Regions from separate parts of the Homo sapiens genome. Here region 2 is linked to region 1. The links are chromatin loops, found by intact Hi-C in ENCODE. Cell type or tissue: heart right ventricle. All regions are shown on one strand. Links, peaks and the distances in the headings refer to the core of each region. The heading gives the core; the rest is flanking DNA.

Evidence for each region. Hi-C counts contacts between places; a loop is a spot of excess contacts. Peaks named below come from ENCODE experiments on the same cell type or tissue, not always from the same donor. Only the 100,000 strongest peaks of a DNase experiment are listed, where the experiment ranks them.
Region 2: a loop joins it to region 1, with 3 times the contacts of the local background. A loop is called at or near these places in 25 of 110 quality-filtered maps.

What each region holds. Positions count from the first base shown.
Region 1 is chr7:41,006,079-41,014,340 of GRCh38, forward strand. It overlaps a transcript of SUGCT not described here. Among named protein-coding and RNA genes, the nearest start is that of LINC01450, 30 kb to the left of the region's middle. RefSeq lists an enhancer at 134-1,333. In heart right ventricle, for the core only: no CTCF peak of the experiment used is centred there; DNase peaks (open chromatin) are centred at 4,521 and 5,110; H3K27ac peaks cover 2,869 bases.
Region 2 is chr7:41,706,712-41,714,973 of GRCh38, forward strand. INHBA-AS1 (INHBA antisense RNA 1) reads left to right here. Exons shown (of 4, transcript NR_027118.2): 2 at 3,887-4,071. Among named protein-coding and RNA genes, the nearest start is that of INHBA, 7.8 kb to the left of the region's middle. RefSeq lists an enhancer at 2,427-3,626. In heart right ventricle, for the core only: a CTCF peak has its summit at 5,201 (motif pointing left); no DNase peak of the experiment used is centred there.

The sequences.
Region 1 (8,262 bases), core at 2,142-7,141:
GACATAAAAATTTTGGCTCCAAAGCTTTTCAGTAAAAAGCCCAGTTCAGAGACAGGCTGTAACAATGGGCTGAAAATGATCTTGGCCTTTCAAGCGCTTTATCCTATCCAAAGTTTCAGCAAGAGAACCTGATCTCCCAGAAAGTATTGCTTTTATTGCCAACCATAGAGAATCACTGACAAAACTAATTAAAGAATTTGAACCTCATTTCCTCTTTCATTAGCTGACCCTCAACCAGGGGCTGGACTCCAAACAAAGGCACTCTGAGCCAACAAGATATAGAATGTGAGCCTCTCACCAGAGTAAAGAGGGCTGCATGCTCTCATTCTCCTCTTTGAAAGAGCTACTTGAGTGCAAAATACCTTGCCCTTTTTTTTATAATGGAAAAAGCTTTGGGTTGCCATCAGAAATAATGAAGTTTGAAGTTCCTGAAAGTTATTCATTTATTGGACTTGACTTTCCACCCTTCCCTTGAATTCCAGGAGCCAGGTCAAGACAGTGAGTTCTCATGGAAAATTAAGTACTTTTGCAAAGGTGCTTAAAGAAATATGCTTGTTTCAGGTTTCAGGCTCTCAAGGGGATGGTGGTCATTGATTTCCAGGCTTAAGACAACGATAAAGACTTCCAGATATGAATGAGCTTATATGGAATTCAGCCAGTCTACCTGAAAGGCCTGTTGTAAAATACTTGGTTCTGTCTTGGATACTCACCCTTCTCCTTCTTGACTTTTTTTCTTCCGCATTTTAAGATTGCATCATTTGGCAGTCATTGCAATGATTACATAGAATGGCATTTATTGATTGAATACCTTGGCAGATTGAAGAATAACTATCTGAAGATTGTGAAATGATTTCTGTAAGTTACATGATTATCCACTGAAGTGATGGGCTCTATCACAACATATATCTTTGTTAGTTGGTTATGAAGCTGACATAAATTTAAAGAAGAAGGGCCTCAGAGAGGTTTCTGGAAAAAATTTTCATTTTATTAATATGGAAAAATCTTAAGCTTAGAGATTCAGTTTTTTTTTTAAATTGAGTGGAAACAAATCCTATTTTATTTTAAAAATATATTTTATTTCCATTTTAACTTTGATGACAATAAAACACAGATTTTGATAGAAGAGTCATCATTCAAAAACAAAGGATGGGTCTCCTTTCTCAAGTGGCACCCTGACTACTTAATATTACACTACTGATTGGTCTGCATGATCCTGTTTGATCAAGTGAGATGGCCCTCACTGAACAGGCTTTTCCAAAAGCATTTTACAACAAGTCGAGGCCTCCTTAATCCAGAGTAAAGCTAGGGATATACAAGAGTGGCAAAATGTAAACAAGGGGAGACCCAAGAATATACTCAGCACGGGAGCTCATGACTTCCTCTCTGACTCTGGCCAAGAGTATTGTTCCTGCTGTGTGCACGCCTTAGAATATCACCCAGGGAACCGGATGCAATGCTTTGGCACTTCATCTAATTTCTCTGCTCTGGAGACCTAGTCACCAATGCCAGATAGATTCCCTTGCAAGTGATCAAATACTTACTTGACTTTGAACTTTTGGTGAAAGATTTAATGTGGGATAATCAATGAGTGAAACTACACTATGCAATCCCACAAATATGCAAAAAACAAGAAAAAGAAAGGGGAAATTAACATTCTTGGATTATTTGACCATGAAAGCATGGAATTTGCTTTAAGTAAAAGCTTCTATGACAATGGAATCTTGAAGGAATTACAACTGAAATCCAAAAAAAAAAAAAAAAAAAAGAATTAAATGGTCTTATGTATTTTTTTTAAATCGTTGTGTTCAATTGTGCTATGTAGAATCCACAGTTTTCTCTTCCCTTAACAAAATCTTGGGTGTATTCCATAACTTCCTGGTCACATTTGGTAATTAAAACTTAGTGTGGCTTAATTTAAACCCTTAATTGCATATCCAATTTAAAGCTAGAGCTGTGACTCTGGCTGCTTAGAAAGAGGGTGGGGGGCAAAATCTGGCTGTGGAGCAATGCTATCCTCCCCCTCCCGTAGACCCAGCTTTTCTGGGGAGCCTGAAGGAGGGCTGGGGGATGCACAGAAATCCTTTCTTAAATGGCCACTTGCCTGTGGGAGGGAGGCGCCCCTGGGCACTGTTCTGATTCTTCCTGGTTCCATTTTCCTCTAGGAGTTTCCATGCAAGTGCTGTATGTGTTTTTAAGCTTTCTTCCACCCCACGCTCCTGAACGCAGCCTTGTCTGCCATCAGCCCTGGGAGGGCATCTCAGGTCTCCACTCGGTGGAGCCTGGAGGAACCTCCTGGCTCCAGCACCTCCTCTCACATCCGGGTTTCTTTTAGTGGGGCCAATGAAAGGTCACAGTCTGATTTCATGTCCTCTCAGCACAGAAGAAAACTAGGTGGGTTGGGGATCACCCTCTCTTTCCCCGGGAATTGCTACCACAGTCCCTCCAAGTCAACACTCATGCCTTGGGAAATTCCTAGACTGAAAGCAGGCCACAGCTTGCGTGTTCCTCTCTGCCTGTATCGCACCTCAAGGCTCCACATCTTCCATGGAGACATCTTGAGTCTGCCAGCTCTGGAAGCTTGGGAGGCCTCTCGGTGGGGAGTGAGATGCCAGTTTCCCTGTATTGCAAGTCCCCCCAGTCACTATAAATGACGCTGCTGGAGGGCAAATGCGCCCTTCCCTGGGTCTGTTTCATGCACACCTCTCCTGCCCTCTTCTCTTGACTGGGGAGGACCTGGCAGGATGCAGTGGTGCTTGTTGGCAGTGTGTCCCTCCTGCTGCCTCGTGGTCACCCGAAGGGATGGTATCTGGTCCCACCCGAAGGGATGGTGTCTGGTCCCGATGCATGGTGGCTTCTTGTTGGGTCTTGCGAGAATATGATGGTATCTCTGTTTCCAGTAGTATTAAATGTCCTGTGGTATGAGCAAAAAAGGGACATGGCTTAAAAGTGACTTATTTTGGGGAAAATGCAGTTCTAAAGAATGCAATTTAGCCGGGTATGGTGGATCATGCCTTAATCCCAGAGCTTTGGAAAGCTGAGGTGAGAGAATGGCTTGAGCCCAGGAGTTTAAGGTTATAGTGAGCCATGACAGTGCCACTGCACTTCTGCCTGGGTGACAATGTCTCTCTCTAAAAAAAAAAAAAAAAAAGCAACTTATATGTTAAATGATGGGCAATGGAATGAAAGATTCGATTTCACAGTCTATGAATCTATGTTAATTATTAATTCTCAAAATGATTTTTATACCCAGGGCTCAATGAATAAAATGTTTCTTCATAAAAATTAGAGGAAGGAGACTGAACTGAGTTTAGGTTCCCAAATCATAGGCCTAGTGCCACGGGACAGGTAAAGCCATGAATCTTCTTGTGAATTTGGTTGCTAACTTAGAGCACTGGGTAACTGGGTCCATCTATGTATCCATCCACCATCCTTCCTTCCTTCCATCCACCATCCATCCATCCTTCCTTCCATCCACCATCCATCCTTCCTTCCATCCACCATCCATCCTTTCTTCCATCTACCATCCATCCTTCCTTCCATCCACCATCCACCCTTCCTTCCATCCACCATCCATCCTTCCTTCCATCCACCATCCATCCGTCCTTCCATCCACTATCCATCCTTCCTTCCATCCACCCACCCATTCATCCATCTCAGTGTCCTGATTCTTGTCCCTTAAAAGCTATAGTACAATGTTTTCATTATGTGGTCTGACTTTTAACAAGTACCCCAGATGTGTTAAGTTTGAGAAACTCTGGGCTATACTGAAGACTGCAGAAAAGTACCTTCTCATCAATGAAATCAGTGATCACTCTCTTCGATGATATTTCCCCAGGCATGACTGGCCTCACAAAGAAACTTCCCTTGAGATATGTGCTGTATTCACATGCAAACTTTGATGTGTGCATCTCAACCAAGTGAGCCTACATGTGTTTGCGCTGGATGTGTACTATTTTGTAAAGTGAATTCAGAGAGATGGAGAGTTCAGATCAAGAGGAAGCTTGCTCCCTGCCCTCTAACCTCACACCACCCAGCAGAACTTTTTCACCATCTGAAATTTTTGTTTGTTCATTTATTGCTCATTATCCACCTTCCCAAACCTGAATGTAAACTGTGATATTAAGTACATTGATTGCTTGTTCACAGTGGAGCCCCAGAACCTGGCTTAGATACCAACACGTAGGAACCACTGCTACTGTTACTGTTAATGACTCAATGAGCCACGTAGATAGACACGAGTAAAACACAAGCTTTGCCCAAATAATTGCAGACATTGAGGTGAAGTAGGGATCATAGTGGAGTAAAAAAATGGATAGGATTAGTTTGGGAAACATTTCTAGGAGTGAAATCTGAGAAGCCTTCTGAAAGGCATAGAGAATGGAAGGTAGGAACTTGTTCCTTCTCTGTAGACCAGTTCAGGCAGAGGCCTTGAAGCGGAAATTGAGAAACTGGTTCTGAAAAACAAGAAGCACAGTCTGGCTGGAACAGAGGGAACTTGGAGAGGAGAAGTCACAGATGAGAGTGGCCATAGGGTGGTGCTGGGTGAAGGAGAGTTTGAAGGCAATGGTCAGAAGTTTATATTTGGTCCAGATGGTAATAGCAAGCCACCGGAGGGCCATGTTTACACATTTTCAAAATCCAATTAGGATACCACATGTTTTTGTGCTGTAATCACCCATTTTGGACCCATTAAATAAATTAGTTGAAAGAGAAAAACAAAGAAAAAAAATAAAACGATGTGTCATTTGATAGCATTAGGAAATCATGGGATAAATGTATTAAATTGGAATGTTTGACCTGGAACGAAATTAATCCAAATATGGTCTTGATGACTGAGTCTCAAACTGAGCCAGGCCCACAGCTGATGTTTGAAAATATGAATGGTTAAAAAACAAACAAACAAACAAAAAGAAATGATGGTGGTTTGGGTGAGGAAAATAGGCATATCTTTCCCTTTGAAGGGTTTGGACATTCACTTACTGAGGGCAGAAGCCTGGACCTGCTGATTTCTCATGCTCGATTCCAAGCTCTAGATTATGACAGTTCTATAAGAACACTGGTTGACACGCATGAGGAGGAAGCAGCTGTTTCAGTGGAATTCCCTCTGGAGAGGAAGGAAGTCCAGCCATCCAGATGAGATCAGGCAGAGGGAGGCGGATAGAAGAACAAGCAGGCACTCAGAAGAGGGGAGCTGTACAAACCTGGGGTTTCGTGTGTACCTACTGTACATCCTTTCTTTAGCCTCAGCCACAAATTAGAACATGCAGAAAAGATAGTAGAAGACAAAAGGGAAGTGAGAAGGTGGACACAGATGCTGCTTTATTGGGAGAAAGTAATAATCTTTGTCTCTTCTGCTAGTATGATTTATTTCTTAGAGCCCCCACTATTCAAAGTGTGGTACCCCAACTGGGGTATCCCCCAACCTCTAGGGGAGCTTGTTAGAAATGCAGAAACTCAGACCATACCCCAGACTTACTAAATAAGAATCTGATTTAACAATATTTCCCAAGTGTTTCATAAGTAACTAAAGTTTGAGAAGCACTGTGTTAGAGTTTGGAGCAAACTAAATAAAATAAAACTCAAGGTGAGAAAAAGTTAGAGAATTATAATCCCACAGGACAGAAAACAGTGTAAATCATCCCACCTCCCTCCCAATGGAACTGGATAGGTTATACAAATTACTACAGACCTACCCACATATATTCAACCATAGAAACTCTTGATTCACAGGTATACATTTTTGTATACAGATAGATGCCACTGGGAATGCACTGGTGGGAAAATTCCTGCTGTTCCAACCCCGAATCAGCTTGTTTTTTTCTTTACACTGTGGCTTTAGAGCTACTGTCTTTTCCCTCAATCACGCCCAGTTCCCTTCATCGGTGGTGTTTTACGTTCTTTCTCTGTTTCACTTCATATTCCACACTTGCATCTTTCTCGAGTGCAGCCCCAGCTAAACCAATAACTGTGGAAGCCAAATGGAGACAGTTTGAACTGGAATCATTTGCCATTCAGCTGGAAAAATAATGATTCCCCAGTTTCTCAAGTGTGGAAATTTCCCGGAACCAGCCTTTTCCCAGGGCCTGTAGACCCTCCCTCATTAGTTCCGGTGAACTCTCCCTCCCCCTGTGTCTTTGCTTATACCCCTCAATAGTCTCCAGGCTTGATTAGCTCACGCTCGCCTGTGCTTCTTTTCCATCACAGCTCAAGCTCACTGCCTTTCTTTGCAGCATTTAACCTCTGTGAAGAGCCGTGAACTATAATGGCTAAACGCAGTGGTTCAGTGTCTGGTGGGTCTGAGTTTCAACCCAGCCTGCTCTGTGATCCTGGTCAAGCTACTCAGTCTCTAGGAACTGAAGTTTCTTAACCTGTAAAATAGGAACAATAATAGCAGCTGCATGGAAACTTGTCATGATCAAAGAGACTATGTTACCTAAAGCAGTCAGCACCATACTTGCACATAGCAAGTGCTCAAAAAATGATCAATGGTAGCTATCTGAGGCCTCCATGGTGAATTCATTAGGTAATCTTGGCTTATAAAAAACATTAGTGGATCCAAGTGCCTCATTTATATTGTGATTACTTCAATTCTCTCTAGACAGTGCTGCCCTAAGATTCATGGACATTTAGGTGAAGAGACTGCCACCCACACATTTAATTACACTAATGTTTTATCCAGAGAAACTAAAAAAAAAAATTAAAATGAAGCAGAAGAATGCAAAAATCAGAAAATTATGGTGATAATGCTATGAGTGTATTTTTTGAATCTCAGAATCTATGATGAAAATTCTAAATGAAAAGCAAAATATTTTGACCTTGTTTAAATATTTCCACATTCAGAACTCTAGTAAATTTCTGTGTAAGTGAATTACATGGTTGCCAGCACAGCACCATCTGCAAGTCACCTTTAATAATCCAAGTGAGGAAACTCTGATTTAAATATATATATATATATATATATATATGTATTTCATTAATTATATATGCATATACAATTTTTTAAATAAGAAGTCCACTTATGTGTTTGCAGAAAGTTTTGTCCCACACACTCTGCTGTGCTGGTTCAGAACAATGATAAATACAAATGGCATTTCACTTCAAACTGCGGAAATAATACATGATTTCTGTTCCTTTGGCTGACCAGTCATTTATCACAGGTCATTTACATAGATCTGGATGGCTTGGTAAACTAATCACTGAGCTCTTTCATTTGGTACCGCGTTCTTCTTAGTACATCATGTAAAATTAGTTTGATGATTTCAGTTCCTTCTCTTGGGATCCATAACCCCATTCACAGACGAACAAAAAACAATTTGGCTGAACTCACCAGCCCAGGTCCAAAGAAGGGGACAGTTGTGTCTTGATGTTGGAGTCATTGACAGCCAGTGAGTCAGTTCTGACTCCTGAGGAGGAGCATTGGCTGAGGACATAGACGAAAATATAGTAACAAAAAAGTGGTGTCCGTGGGTTCGTTTGAATGTGCATAAGTGCGCAGGTGTCTGTGTGCGTGCATCTAAGTGTGTATTATCTATGCCTGTATATGCATTTTGTGGGTGTGTGCATGTGGCTGTAGTGAATGGGCTGATTTAGGAGGGCAAATATTGTGACACATTCCAAGAGGTTACCTCATAAAGTTTTGATCAGGACACATTTTAGTTGCTTTTCTTTCTTTCTTTCTTTTTTTTTTTTAAAGAAAAGAAACATTGACTTTTGATTTTTTTCACTAATATATTTCTCTCCCTAATCTCTCATGACAATATTTCAGGTCCAACATGCAGATAACTGGAGTAGATATTATATGAAATTAGTTCGATGATGTCAATTTTCAATTTGGGGAACCATAACCCAATTCAAAGATAAACCAAAACAATTGGACTGAACCCACAAACCTGGGTTCACACATAGGGATAATTTTGACTTAATTTGGTGACAGTGAGTCTATTATGGCTTCTGAGAAGGAGGCTTTGGCTGGAGAAACAGATAATAAGATTCTTAAAATAGTGTGTCACACAAAGTACCAATGCTCATTTTCTTCTTTTGATATTGCGCTATAGTTACAGATGATGAAACCACTGAGGTGGAGTGGGTGAGGGTATGTGAGACCTCTGCACTATCTTTGCAACTTCATGTGAATCTATTTCAAAATGTTTTACATGAGAATGTTGTATATATGCGTGTATGTGTGGCTGTGTGTGTCTGTGGTGAATGGACTGATTCAGTATGACAATCATTCCCATGAAACTTTCAGTGACTACTTCATAA
Region 2 (8,262 bases), core at 2,077-7,076, 700 kb after region 1:
TTGGTGAGGGGTGACTCCCTCCAGAGGCAGCTCAGAATCCAGAGAACGTGGGCAGGATCCAGAGTACTATTTGCTGCAGGGAGACTGCGAGAGTCTGTGATGAAGGGTCTCATCAAATGGTTTAAATCGAACATGGGATTGGCAAACCCTGCCTGTTTCCTGGACAGCCGCAGCCTGTACATAGCTTGGGCTGAATGTTAGGTAGAAAGATTTGGGACAAAGGAGAATCAGCGTTTCACGTTCAAAATTGAACTGGGAAGCTGTTTTGCTTTTAAGTTAAATCAATGAATGAATAGATCGAAACAGAGAGAGAGAGGAAAGCATTAAAAAGTCCCCTGAAATTCATTGAGAACAACAGGGTCAGAAATGGTTAATCTGAAACTTGACTCGTAAGCTTCACATTTCTTTCAGAACCACCAGAATATCCCACAAGGCCTTCTGCTATGTAAGAGCACTCTGTTTTTAGATTATTTGGAAATGCTGCTTTCTGAACCAAGGGAACCCAGATACTAGAACTAAAACAATTAGGGAAAAGAGAAGGAGGAAGAAAACCCAGTAAGTAACCTATTACTCTTCATTCTACAGCAGTGGTTCTCAACCGGGGCGATTTTGCTCCCCGGGGAACATCTGGCCATGTTTGAAGACATTTTGGTTGTTACAGCTGGGAGGGAGGTTCTACTGATCATTAGTGGGTAGGGCCCAGGGATGCTGCTGAATATCCTACCATGCACAGGACAGCCCCCAACAACAAGAAATTACCTGGCCTACAGTGTTCATTGTTCTGCAGTTGAGATACCCTGATTTCATATTATAATTGTAAAGTTTCACTCAACCTTCTCCCTATCCATCTCCAAGAGGCCTTGGAAACCAAAAAAAAAAAAAAATTGCAGCTCTACAAAATACTAATAATTCAAGTGATTCTGCTTCCTTTTGCATCTTATGTTTTCTGATTACTGGAGACTACAGATACAATGTTCCTCTTGGGCAACCTCGTTGTTCCAACCAACTTTCACGTATGGTCTCAATACATTTTCCTGCTGGCTTTTTGTTCTGACCTAAAGCAGAATCTTGGTGACCAGCAACAAAATGAGATGGGCTGGCCCACACCCAAGTTGTTAGGAGACAAGAGACTCATGCAAAAGAGTAAATGAATAAAGGATTGAGTTGTTCATTTTAGCAATTCAGTATCAGATAAATCCATGCAATAGAGAATTCCCTGAAGTAAAATTCACAAACGTAGGATAACCATGCCTTTCTCCTAGAGCAAACAAATATGATGTAGCTTGATTTTATTTGTTTAATACCTTAGGGGAATGACATACAATCAATATCCAAAGAGATAAAACAGTGTTTTGCTAAATCCTAATGGCTGTTGCAAGCAACATTATATTCTCCAAACTTCCTTTGTAAAAGGAAGTGGTGTGTCTATTAAAGGAAGGCCATGCCCTTCCAGGTGTTGCTCTCCTGTGAGGACTGGGGAAACTATTGTGAAGGATTCCATCTCATGGAAAATCGTAAGAGTAATCAACAAGTATTGGTGAAATGCACAAGAGGGAAGTTGCCTGGATAAAACTAGCTTAGAACTGAAATCCTGTTGTCCATACAGTGAGTGCTTACTTCCCTGGTTCATCACTTAGCTCCTGAGTAAAATGGGTCATCCAGAAAGGAAAGGGTAGGTCAGAGATCATTTTAAGATGAAGGGAGCCATGAGGGGAATGTCTTAGACACTCTGACGCCGTATCATCTCTTCCAACGTGTGAATCACTGTCTCCTCAGGTAAATGGTCATTTTGGAACCAAAGGCCTCAATCAACTTTCAAATGATTCAGAAATGCCTGGACTTCTTCCCAAGAAGTAACCATGTAGTACATGTAAAAAAAATTCAATATTGAAAGAAATACTCATTTACAACCACTATATAAAAACATATATTGAAAAAAACCCAGACTAACTCAACCTGAAGAAATATGCCCTCAACATTCTTCCTGACCAATATATATTTCAAAATTGTTTATCATGACTCAGTTCTAACCCAATCAGGAAACATCTGCTTCAACAATTTATCTTCCTATTGCCTCAGAAGATTATTGAAAAATACCCCCCAAGGAATGCGGAACAGATTGTTGTAATCATTTTTCTCACCTGGATCCCCTTGGGTAATAAGTTCCATTGGTGACTTGAAGACATGGTGGTTTAGCACGTAGATTCCATTGGACTGATAAGAGAGCAGCAATCTTGATTTGCATCCACTTTTGCCTGTCCACAAAGATCCCCCCACAACCTGTTCCCAAATCGCTGCTTGGAGGGAAAAAGCCCGACAGAAAAGCCTGGGGGCAGTTCTGTGTGTATTTTTTTTAAATCAGTGAATTGCTGCCTCCCTCGTGTCCTAATAGAGTCCAAAGGTTCTGCCCTCTGTGGGAGCAGCTCCAAGGCATGGGCTGAGTGCTGCTGTTCACGAGTCCTGTGGACTCGCGTGGACACTGGCAGCAGCTCAGCTAGGTGAGTAAATATTTCCAGGTGGCCCACTCTAATTTTAGGAAGGTCAAGTTTGCAAAGGTGAAATAGCAAGTAGGACTTCTGTCACTTTAGATTGGAAAAGCAAACTGTAATTAAGCACAATATTCTTACAAAGTTTAAAATGGAATCACTGAATTCTACAACCAGCTTTAAACTTTCAAAAAATAACTTATGGCTACAATCCCTCTTCTACTCATTGAGTTCCTCTTAAAAGATGGAAGAGTATAATGAATGAGGGAGGAGCCTCTATAGTAGAAGGAAAAAAACACTCCAGAAAACCTCTCTCCAAAAGGCCAGGGGTTCATTTGTGATCCCTTAATGAAACAGGGGCAGAAAGCCAACAAGGTAATTTTGGCCAACTCCAACATCACTTAACTATGAGCTGAGAATAATTAAAATGGTGCTCCCTGTAGAAAAGAGTTCACCCAATAAGTTTCCCAAATTTCAAGGAGCTTTTGTTTTATTAGATGCTGTTATCTTCATGTTAGTCACAGGAAAAAAAAATGCCCACATACACACGCACAACTAAATGTAGTCAGTTTGCTCAGCTGCTGCTGACGTCACTGCTGCCCACTAGGAGTGAGTTACTGTCATAACCCCTCTTTTATTAATCATAGGCTGGAGGAAGCACAAAGTGAGTGACATCATTAGGCAAAGGACCGGCTAACTCATGCTCCAATTTACTCAGCTTTATTATAACATTTCTCGAGTGTCATATGAAAGTGATTACCATTTCACACTTTCCCCATCTGAGCAATCATCCCTAACCTTCAATTCAAATTCCCAGAGAAAAGCTTAGCTTTTCAGATGGAGGTGCATAAAGGCCAAATCTCACTAAGGGTCCTTGTCCCAAGAAGGAATGTCCTCCTCAGAAAGCCTTCTTCCTGGGCTTGAAACAGAGGCAGTTTCTAGAACCACTGGATACTAAATAATTCTCCATTGTCTCTGGCCCTGGCGGTGGCCTCTGACTGGAGAAGATCCTGACAGTCCAAATGGGTGCAGCCAAGTATGGCCTCCCAGTGACCAAGGGCACAGCCACCTCAGTGCTCTGAAGTATGCAAAACACCATTTGAAGATGAGGCAAAAGGTAGTGGTTGAATGTGTGGGTCCTGCAGTCAGACTGACTGGGTTCAAATTTAGGATTCACCACTTTCAAACTCCTGGGCAAATGACTTGGTTCCACAATTAGTATAATAAATATGGATAATAATATTCATAGATAGGATTGTTGTCAGGGATAGCTGAGTTAGTCGTGTGAGCCGCATAGAATGTGCTGGTACACAGTCAATGTTGCTTACTGGTATTATTTCTCTTCCTTTTTTAAAAAAGCTTTATTGGCTGACCTGAATTCCCTGCATCCTATTTTGTAGAGCCTTGGAAAGATGGGCAAATGCTCTGTGACAAGCCACCAGGGTAGACTGGTACTGAAAAGACCCTACTACACACAGGGGCTCTGTCCCTGGCTGGAAAGTTACAAGTCAGCCTACCTCTCTGTGATCTGGTTTCCACACCTACTACTCTTTATCCCATGAGGAGCTTCTGGAAACTAAAATAGGTACGTAATCAAAACCAAAAGAAGACATTGGTTCAAGGATCCTCAAGAGCTCAGCATCATGTTTCTGTTGTTTCTTTTTGAATAGACAAAATTCTCAGTGTTCAGTAGCTACACACACACACACACACACACACACAAACACACACACCCCACACACAAAAGTAGCATCTCCACAATGTTGCATGCATCAGGAAAGCAAATGTTTTTACCACAGGCTGGCTATGCCTCATCCTCTTAAACTAGCATCTTGAGGTCTTTGCAGAAGCCATTTTATAGATGCCTACACTCATCCCATTACTTGCATTCTCATCCTGAGGGTATTTTAAGGAGTCAAAATAAAGTTTACTTAGGCGTGTGTGAGAGACAGAATGATAGACCAAAAGAGAAGGCTAGGGCTTCGTAATATTTAGATAATGATGAAACTGAAATGGCTGATGCAGAGTGCAGTAATTATATAGGATACTTTATTATTTGGGTTCACCTTTGCTCAGTAGTGAATTATAAGCACTCTACTAGGTGAGAGGTTTGGCTTCCAAAATGAACAGCTGGCGCAGGATGGAACTGTCAGACCATGTCACATGATAAATAAAATAATACATAGAAACTTTAGGATCTCCTAATTGGAAGCTTCCTTTAGACAACAAAAGATGCCAGGCTATCTGCTGCCCCCTAACTGGTACCATGAAGAACAGCACATAACTTTTTAAGAAACAAAGTCTGATTCAGGTACAATTAGTTAGTGGCTGAGTCAACCTCCTAAGTTATAGTTGTGAATTTGGCCATTTCCATGAACCTGTTTGTTGCGATTAAGGCAAAGTCATCGGGTAGAGTCTGTTTTGTTTCTGTCTTTTCCTGATGGAGAGGCACTCCTGATTTGCAGCAGCTGCCCAGGTAGAAGAGTGTTGACCAAAGGACACATCACCAGCACAGACTGTTAATCATGTGACTAGAGAAAACTCTCATGGTGGCATTCAAATTTCCATATCCTTCTTCTATGGAAATTTCTGAGAGACCCAGAAAAGAAGCGTAACGACGAGGGAAAGTGATTCCTGCAGACCTGAACATTCCAGACTTACCAGGTGATCCAGCTGTCTGTCAGCGGGAAGAGGCTGAGGCGCCCCCTTCTGGTGCATCTGAATAGTAAGAAACCCTGTGTAGAAAGAAACCCTGTAGCAATTGGGCACCTTCTCCGTGATCTGTCTGCTTCCAATACCAAAAATTGTTGCTTTTTAAATGACATCCATCCTAAGCTTAAAAAAGACGCATATTATTTGTATAAAATGTTGAAGACGCAGAACAAAAAATGTAAATCACATGTAATCATCCCTTCCAGAAATAATCGTTATTAAAATTTCTGTGTATGTGTAAAAAAAAAAATTGCAATCCTACTGTAATATAATCCTGTATACTGATATTTTTCACCTATCACTGTATGTTGAGCATTTTCAATAGTCAAATTATTTCTTGAAAATATTAATGACTGGGGAGTAACCTTTCAAATAGGTGTGTCTTTATTTTTAAACCAGTCCACAATTATTGTATATTGAAGTCATTTCCCAAATTTTGTAAGTATAAGTATTGCATCCATCCTTATATGTATTTAAATGCATCTCTTATTATTTCCTTGAGATAAGTTCCTAGAAGTGGAATCACTGGATTTAAAAATGTGGACATATTTATGCCAGACGCGGTGGGTCATGCCTGTAATCCCAGCACTTTGGGAGACTGAAGCAGGTGGATCACTTGAGGTCAGGAGTTCAAGACCAGCCTGGCCAACATAGTGAAACCCCATCTCTACTAAAATTACAAAAATTAGCCGGGTGTGGTAGTGCACGCCTGTAATCCCAGCTACTCAGGAGGCTGAGGCATAAGAATCACTTGAACTCAGGAGGCGGAGGTTGCAGTGAGCCAAGATGGCACCACTGCGCTCCAGTCTGGGCGACAGAGTAAGACTTCATCTCAAAAATAAATAAATAAAATTAAAATTAAATAAGATAAATAAAAAATAAAAATGTGGACATATTTAAATCTTCATATATATTACCAAATGCCCTCCTGAAAGTTTTTACCTGTTACATTCCAACCAATAGTGTAAGGGCATGACTCTTTCCCTGTGTTTTGGGATGGATGTTATCAAAGTTCTCTCCCACCCAGGCCAAGTATGGTATATGCTTTGATTTAATTTGAATTTTTAAATTATTATTTAAAATGGACATTTTGTTGTCCATTTGAACAACTTTCTTTTGAGTCACTGTTCATGTTCTTTGCCCATTGTTTCTCTTTTATTAGTAAGAACCCTATTGTCATTTTTATATTTTAAATAAAATTTCATTGTATATACATTTATATTATCTATAGTAAAGTATATTTTATTATTAATGAGAACTTTTTATATTAAAGATCCTAACCTACTGTCTGCTACATATTATTGTAATTTGTTTCCCTGTTAGTTCCTGGCCCTTTAATTTTGTTTATATTAATAGTGTTTCAGGCCAAAAGAGAGTTTACACTTTTATATGAACTAATCTAGGAATTACTATCTTTTTGCTGAGGCTTCTCCATCAGGAAATCAAATTGATACTCATGTATATTTTTCACTAAATATTTTTTGGCACTTTATTCTTTAATCCAACGTATCTGGAATATATTTTGGCATACAGAACAAGGAAGAGCTTGACTTTTTAGAAATTTTTCCAAAGATTGAATGAATGAGCACCATTTATGAACTTTTCACTTTGGAATGCCATTTTCATCACCTATTGAATGTGTATAAATATGAGCACTAATTTCATTCAATTGATCTGTAGTGTGTTGCTAAGCTTGTGATCCCGTTCCATTGATATCTTTTTCCAGTTTTAATGTTTTTCTTTTAACTCTGGTTCTGTCCTATCCCAGGTCTTTTCACGTATGTGACTCAAATCCACAACTCAACAGTTATCTTGATTAAAATATCATTTCCTAATGCCAGGGCTTTATAACAACTGTAGATAATTCTAGGTTTTTCTCTACCTGCAGTTACTCAAAGTTTGTCATTTAATGGTAGCATATTATTGAACAGTGTGTTTGTTTGTTTGTTTGTTAAGACTGTGTCTCGCTCTGTCGCCCAGGCTGGAGTGAAGTGGCGTGATCTCGGCTCATTGCAACCTCCATCTCCTGGGTTCAAGTGATTCTCGTGCCTCAGCCTCCTGAGTAGCTGGGACTATAGGCAAGCGCCACCATGCCTGGCTAACTTTTTGTATTTTTAGCAGAGACGGGGTTTCACCATGTTGCCCGGGCTGGTCTTGAACTCCTGAGCTCAGGCAATCCGCCTGCCTCGGCCTCCCAAAGTGCTAGGATTACAGGCGTGAACCACCATGCCTGGCCTTAAACAATGTTTTTGATTGAAAAAGCTTCTTCCTAATTCTAGAAATAATAGGTATTCATTTTTCAAATACAAGCACCATCGAGGAAAAAAGAAAGGAAGGAAGAAAGAGAAAGAGGAGGGAGGTGAAGAGGAAACAAAGAAAGGGAGAGAAGGAGGGCAGAAAAAGAGGGAGGGAGGGATAGAGGGCTCCTACAGTTTAATCATTCAAAGAAAACCAGAAACAAAATTATAGTTTATGTCTTTCCAGAAATGGAAAGATCTTTCTTCATTTCAGGAACATTTTCTTCTATTGCATTTTTGACAAGTGTTTTTGTTTGTTTCTAAAATTTTCTTGAATGTGTAAATTGTTGATTTAAAGATTCTTTATTTTTTGAGTGTGCTCTTTAGCTTTCTTTGCGCTTTGTTTCGTTTCTTCTTGTTAGTTGAGGAATTTATGCATAAGCCCTATGTTGCTGTTTATTCTTTTCTGTTAACTCATTTTTGAATGGGATAAGACAGCAGGTCTACTGTTTGTCCTAAAATAGCATAGGTGTGTTCTCATCTATCCTCCTTTCTACTTCTCTCAACATCATCTACGTCTTGTCTAAGGGTTGGGTGGCCTCTGAGGCCTAGGACAAGAGCTGAGGTCATGGGTCGGAGCCTTCCAGTGACCCTGCAGCTAGGGCTTGTCTTGCCAACTTAGGAGCGTGTCCCTTCTGTTGGAGGAATACCCTTCAGGTTTCAGCTTTTTCCCTAGTTTTAGAATGGACTGGGTTAGAAAGATATTGGAGTTTGCAGCCTTTTTCTTTTGTACTGCTGCATGTGTTAAATTCTTCATCGTGTCTCAA